2 separate regions of the Mus musculus genome follow, and region 1 is linked to region 2. The links are chromatin contacts, found by Hi-C or POLR2A ChIA-PET in ENCODE. All regions are on one chromosome and are shown on one strand. The core of a region is the stretch at or near the end of the contact, and the rest is flanking DNA. Distances in the headings are between cores, read along the strand shown. Region 1 holds the start of Cbwd1 (COBW domain containing 1). Region 2 holds the start of Dock8 (dedicator of cytokinesis 8).

Evidence for each region. A loop is a pair of places that touch in the nucleus more often than their neighbours do. ChIA-PET counts read pairs that join two places held with the same protein, here RNA polymerase II (POLR2A).
Region 1: a map of heart shows a loop between it and region 2 (4-fold over the local background). The contact joins the promoter of Cbwd1 here to the promoter of Dock8 in region 2. A Hi-C loop is called at or near these places in 8 of 37 maps with a recorded cell type or tissue (adrenal gland, gastrocnemius, heart and 1 more). POLR2A ChIA-PET finds 5 or more read pairs at or near these places in 2 of 5 experiments (Patski and embryonic stem cell).

Annotation. Positions count from the first base shown.
Region 1 is chr19:24,959,550-24,963,083 of GRCm38, forward strand. It overlaps Cbwd1 (COBW domain containing 1), which reads right to left and starts at 2,067. Exons shown (of 15, transcript NM_146097.3): 1 at 1,835-2,067. The coding sequence starts at 1,982.
Region 2 is chr19:24,997,659-25,001,102 of GRCm38, forward strand. Dock8 (dedicator of cytokinesis 8) reads left to right here and starts at 1,871. Exons shown (of 48, transcript NM_028785.3): 1 at 1,871-2,045. The coding sequence starts at 1,993.

The DNA of each region.
Region 1 (3,534 bases), core at 817-3,316, 38 kb before region 2:
AAGCAGTACCTATAAGATAGCGGTTCTCAACCTTTGTGTCCTGACCCCTTTGGTGGGGTCAAATGATTTTCAGGAGTCACTTAAGACTATCCTACAAATCAGATATTTATATTATAATTTGTAACATTAGCAAAATTAGTTATGAAGTAGCAACAAAAATAATTTATGGTGTGTGTGTGTGTGGGGGGGGGGTGTTAACCAGAACATGAGGGACTATATTAAAGAGTTACAGCATTAGGAAGGCTGAAACCACTTAAGAAGTAAATTCAATATGTTGGGCCATCTGACAGGCTAGAGGGTTAGGAAGGAACCAGATCATAGAAGTCCTTGAATTCCTGCTAAGGAACTTAAGTTTTCACCCAAGTAGAACCCACTAAAGGATGTGACAATCAAGCAACACTTTGGTGAAAGGTAGGGCTAGCACCAAGATATATTAAGGAGCAGGGAGACTCAGGACTACCAGAGTTAGGAGGAAATATTGTTAGTGTTGCAGATGGTTGGGAATCTCAGGAGCAGGATTTGAGAAATTATTAGTGTCCAGAGTGTTGGACATGTTAAGTATGGAAATGCCTGTAAGACATTAAACTAAAAACTATACAGAAGTGAATCTGAAGGATGGAAGCCAGAGAAATAGGTTGAAAAACAACGAAAATGTGGAGGCTAGTGGAACAGTGTTCCCGGTATATCAAAATTTAAAAAAAGACACAGGAGGCCAGCTGTCCCCTAGGTTCAGTCAGGAACAAGGAGGTTGGTGGAGTTAGTCCTGATCTCAGAGCTTCAGGCCATTACCTGTATTGTCCCTTTCATCTATCAGTAAGCCAAATGCAGAAAGGCCAAGGGCCAACTCTGAAGTATGTTCTTTGGACCAGGAAATTTGCTCTGATTCTATAGAATAGCATCTGAATCCAAAACGTTATTCCTTTATAAAAATGAAGCCCAAGTAAAATCTAGAATATCCTTGGTCTGACTCTAGAAGGGGAAAAACAAACAAACAAACAAACAAACAAACAAAACCTGGTGGTGTGGAGACAACAGTGATTTCTTTGTTGTATCTAAAGGGTGCACCGAGATTCAACTTGTCTGTTGCAACACACAGGAATGAGAGTACCACTTGATTCATATTTTTTCCACAATTTTTATTTGTCCACATTTTCAGCCACTTACTTGTTGTTGCTGTTAACTGTAATGCTTTAAAAGGATATCTAGACATTTCCAACAAAAAATAAGCACGTGGACTGATCTTCAGAAAACTGCACCGTGTTTCACAAATCTGTGTTTTCCAAGGACCACACCCCCGAGGTGCACCCTCAAGACCCCCAGCTTAGGAAAGTTCCCAAAACAAAGGTCTTACTCTAAATCAATCTCTTAACAGTGCTTTCCAAGCGGACCTCAAAAGGGGAGGGCACAGTTTAGGACTTGTCACTAATGGCTGGAAGAGTTTGGTTCCTGTGAAATGGAATCCACTAAGCAAGGTGTCAGGCAATCTACAGTCGGCATCTTTGTTTTCTTTTTCTTTCTTTTTTTTTTTTTTTCCTTGACCAGGGCATCCTTTAATAACAATAGACCATTTGGCTTTGTTTTGCTTTGGTTTTTTGTTTTTCTGTTTTTTAATGAGAAAACTCAGATGACTTTATTATTTCTACTCTAAACTGAGGGGAGATGAGCTTCACAAATGAAAGACAACTTAATCAAGAGACCATAACATTAGGTGAGTCTGAGTTTCAAAACTACCTTTGAAAATGCTAGAAGAGAGGCCCCAGCCCCTACCTCGAAGATTCGTCCTCGGCCAGGAGGCCCGGGTGCCTGAGGAGACACGGCAGCCCCCCTTAATTACCTAAGTACCCGGTGACAATTGTGACTGGAATCTTAGTGATGAAGTCAAGATTTTCCTCTTCTTGGTTCTTGGTCTCAATGGGGACCAATTCAGGACAATCCTCCGCGTACTCTTCTTCCGCCTCCACAGTTTTCACAGCAGGTAACATGCCGCCAGCAGGACACCAGTGACTCCAGAACTAAAGAGCTGCCGCCAGTCGCGTTTCCGCGACAGGATTCAGTCGGCGCGGGGCTGATGATGTCACCACAACGCGTCGCGGAGCAGGCCTCTGAGGAACCAGCCCGCCCTCCAGCTACGCCACTATTCAAACTAGACACGCCTTCCCGGGGGAGGCACGCCCCTACGCAGAGATAGATACACCCCCACGCACAGTGGACACGCCCCTTATAGAGAGGGACACACCCCCCGGGTGTGAAGCACGCTCTAGGGGCGTGCCCTCTGCCCGTGGGCCAAACTGCACTTTGCTGTTAGGACGCTAGGAGCTCCCTTGCCTCGAAGCTGTAGTGGGCTCCAGCTGTTAGCCACTGTCTGTTGCTTGGGCTGAGGCAACACCTATTAGGCTTGGGCAGCTTCACCACAGGACAGACATTTTTCAAGTTGCCATTTTTTTTTTATTCTCATGAAGTCCATCTCTTTCATTCACAAGGAAAAGAGTAATTGTGAAGTCATGCTATATATTATAATTATTCTACAATGATAATTATGTATTATAGCTATCTCATCTTTTACAATGTAATAGTTTTATTTATTTTTCTTTCTCCTTTACTTGGACATAAGGTAAACTCAGATCAATAATTGTATTTATTGGTTCATAATATTCTCATTAGTCTCTGGACTCCTTTGTGTGTGTTTATAGTGGATTCCTTGATAGTACCCTAACCCAAAAACATTAAATTGCATCTCTTCTACCCCAGCCTAGAATACTAACTATAATCATGAATCTTCTTGGGAATACTGAACATTCCTTTATGTGTTTGTTATGGTTTGTCCTTATACACACGCACATAAATAACATTGACCATTGTTTGTTTTTCAATTTCATAAAAAAGAGTACCATTCAATGTATACTCTCTTGGGGTTTGCTGGATTTCCAGCTTCACTACTGAATTTCCTGTCAATTGTTTTCAGGTGTTGCTGTTTTGTTTCATTTTGAGACAGTCATACATTTTCCCAACAATGTAAGAGATCATATTGGTGTAATGTCAATATTAGCAGACATGAATTTTTTTCCCAATTAAATACAAAATAGTACCTCAATGTGATCATCAGTTGTATTTCTTTGGATTTGAACAAAACTGAGCATCTTTTTATGTGTTTTGACCATGTTTAATTTCAGGCTTTAAGAGGGGCTAGCAAGCATTGCTCTGTGGGCATCAGATCCCATTACAGATGGCTGTGAACGACCATATGGTTGCTGGGAATTGAACTCAGGACCTCTAGAAGAGCAGTCAGTGCTCTTAAATGCTGAGCTCTCTCTCCAGCCCCTCAAAATGAGGTTTTAATAAGTTATATACATTGGGTGTTCAATGTACTCTAAACACCCATCAACTGATAGACAAACAAAATGCCACATATCCAGACTGGAAAAATTAATTGGTGAAAAACAGGTACAAAGTACTGGCTACCTGCTACCAGATAAGCATATCTCAAAGATGTGCTAAAAATAAATCCATTCATAAAAACTATACATTATGCAAGTC
Region 2 (3,444 bases), core at 621-3,120:
ATAGTATAATGTGAGGCAAGGTGTGAGGTGCCATGATATACTCCTGACCGGCTCAAAAAAGTTTCCCTAATGGAAATATCTGAGCCATTTAAGATAACCTCATTACATTTTACTTGGGTTTATGTGGAACCAAGTATATTTTTGATTTGTATGAAAGTGCATGCCATGAACATTTAGAAACCCAAGACAAGCCCACCTGTACGTGGACTAAAGGCTCTGGTAAAAATGTTTCAATGGGTTACTTATTGTTCACAGAATGAAGATACACACACACACACAATTATTCTTTTAATATTTTTCTATCCAAGTATTTCCCCATAAATCCCATTGTAGTAAATATCTTTAGGAGACCTTTGGAAGTTAGAAACAACAGATATATATTTTTAAGCCTTCTAGAAAATTGACCCTGGGAATGAATCCAGGCCCTTGAGAATGTTAGGCCTTGCAGTTGCTTTGTAGCACAGGCAGACCTTGAATTTGTGATCCTCTTTCTTGCCTCAGCTTTCTGAGTAGTGGAGATTACAGGTTTGGATTACAAGGAATAGTTGGCCTCGTTTATTAAAGTCGTGTTTTCTGTCGGTCTGTACTTAGAGTCTCTGTATTGTTATGTTGTACACATTGTCTTTTATGTTTAAAGGCATTGGTATGAGGGAGGGGGAGAGTTACCTAACCAGCTCTGAAGGTTTGCTCAACTACCTACCCAGAAGCAGAGGAAGAAGGCTGCCAAGAATAAATAGCATATGGTCGGCCAGTATTTTAGTATTAGGTTACAAATTAAGTTGTAGTGGACCAGTGTTGTTCAGTAAGAACTCAATGTGCCAGCAAATGTGAGCTAAGGAAGTAATTTTTACATCTTCTTAATGGGAGCCACATTTTAATACAGGGAAAAACAAACAGGTGAAATTATCTTTAATAATATGTTTCTTAACTTAACAGCTTCCAAAGGATTGTTTTTAACATGCAATCAATACAAAAATTAAGACATTTTGCCTTATTTTTTTTCTGTACTGTCTTGGAAACCCAGTGTGTATTTATTTTCCAACCCATCTCACTTTAGACTAACCAAAAATTCAAGTGGCCAACGGCCACATGTGGCTTGTGGCTTCCATATCTAGACTCTGCAGCTTTGAGCCAAAAATATAGCCCTTTCGTGTTTCCGAAGGCAAGTTGACAAGTGGAAACACACGGAGTTCATACAACACAACTTGGACCAAATATATTACTTGAAATAGGCACAGTCTTTTCCACGCTCATCCTTTGGGGATTATTTTTATTTTTATTTCTCCAGATTTCTCCTTTGTGGTCTGGTCAGGTTTCTCCATGTAAAACAGAACTCTGTTGAGATACCGGTCAATCTCAATGCTGTGTATTCCCTCAGGTTCTAAAATGAAAAGTCATATAGCTCCTAATATTTACTCGTGGGATGCAGCCATTATAATAAAGTGTCCCATGAATGACAGTGCGCCTTCGGCTGGGAAAAAGTCGACTGATGTCCTAAGAGGCTGCCTTAAAAAGAAATGTTCCCAGGAATGGCGTCAATCCACCGGGTGGCCCCTCCAGACCCCGCTGGCTGCTTCTGGATCCAGCGCTCACTGCCCCAGTCGCCCTCCGGCTCCGGCCGCCGGCGTTTCCGGCCAGCTCTCGCGGTCCGCGCTCCGCAGCCACCGTGCCCGTCGGTCCCGGGTCAGCGGCGGGGGAAACGCGCGCCTGCGGCCGGCGACTCTGAGTATCCGGAGCGCGGCTCGGCGCGGCGTCCACGCCCTCGCCAAGCGCTCGGTGCGTGCCAGGCCGGGCGGCGCCGCGGGCGGCGGAGGGAGCAGAGCCCTCCCCCCGGGAGCTGCGCGGCCAAGGTGGAAATGCGGAAGTTTCCGCGGCGCGGCTGACAGATGAGGCTGGCGCCGGGCGCGCCGGGCTCTGCAGCGGCTGTGCGTTCGGGTCCCGTCCCCCCGCAGCCCCGCGAGCCCCGAAGCCGTGGAACCGCGCGCGCGCGCCATGGCCACGCTGCCGAGCGCCGAGCGCCGCGCCTTCGCGCTCAAGATCAACAGGTAAGACGGCGCGGTTCCTGGCCAGTCCGCGGCGGGGCGCGCCGGTCCCCGTGGCGACTCATTCTCGTCCTCTTGTCACCCGCGCTGCTGTCCGGACCAGCGTCTTGCGCCACCTCCCCAACCCGGCGTGGCTCCCGCCGCCCTCGCTGTTCTGAGACAGGTGGCCCGACCCGGAGCGCGGGGTCGCGCGCCCGAACTTGGCTTAACAAATTGCGCCTTCCTTCCAGTCGGGAGACAGCGGAAAGAAGCTAAGTGGCTGAAAATCAGCCCTGCTTTGAAGCAGATCGGTCCGTGGTCCAGGGTTAGGGCTCTTTCAACCCCCTCTTTCCAAAAAACATCTTGGCTTTGGATGGCAGCGCTATTTTTATACCTTGGTCCAAAAGGAGCCAACCATGAAGTGGAAAAAATGATTTTAAAAAAATTCCTCCTTTAAATAAGCGAAAGGGAATGAGCTGTAGCTGACGTTTAAAGATTTCTAGCACTCTAGAAAAGTGAAGAACACAGGGATTTCCAATTTATAAACAGAGCTGCACACGCCACATCTCTGTGAGTTGACTACTCATAAAGTTCTCGGTAGACTCAAGCGGCGGCGTTTCCTCCACTGAAAACTGCTGACAAGTATTCAAGGGGGCATTTTTGCCTTGACCTGGGAAATCTAGACTGCCTGGCTAAAAGATAATGTGGAAGGGCAGCGCTCTGGAGGACTTCCAGGGTTGGTGTTTTTTTCTTGTTCTTGTTTGTTTGTTTTTGCATGTGGGACGCTGGCCCACAGTAATTCATCTTTGGGCTGCTAGTGAGTGAAGCTGGAGTCACTAGGAATCACCATCCTTGAATAGTGAGCGGTAAGGACCACAGAGGGCCAGTGGAGTTTCCCTGTGCAGTTGTGAGCAAGACCTTTCACTTCCTTCACTATTTCATCTGTCCAATTAGTTTAATTATTAATGTGGACTGTATACAAATGCTAAAGGGTAACTATATCATAATTCAGTCTTCCTATCGGAGCCTTTCCCCTCATCAGGCTGTCCTGGCTGCAGTGGGGCCGTAGGGGCATAGGAAGTTTTGATGGCTGTCATCATTGCCTTCCCCGCTTCTCCTCTCTTTGTCCCTGTCATGAGAAAGAAAAAAAGCCAGGAAACAAGGAACAAGGGCAGGAAGCTGTTAGGGATTCAGGAGGGGTGAGACTGATCTGAAGTGACTGTCTGGGACCTAATGCAAGCCTGGAGACGCTCTTGCAAGGAGCTTCGGGGTTGGTATAACCCAAGGGTGGAGGATTAAAGTCCTTAGCCAGAAGTGGTGGACTTACCCATCATCCCAGCCCTCAGGAGGCTGAGACAAGACAATCACAAGCTGGATGCCAGTCTAGGCTGCATACAGAGACCTTGCAACAAGGAAACAAAAC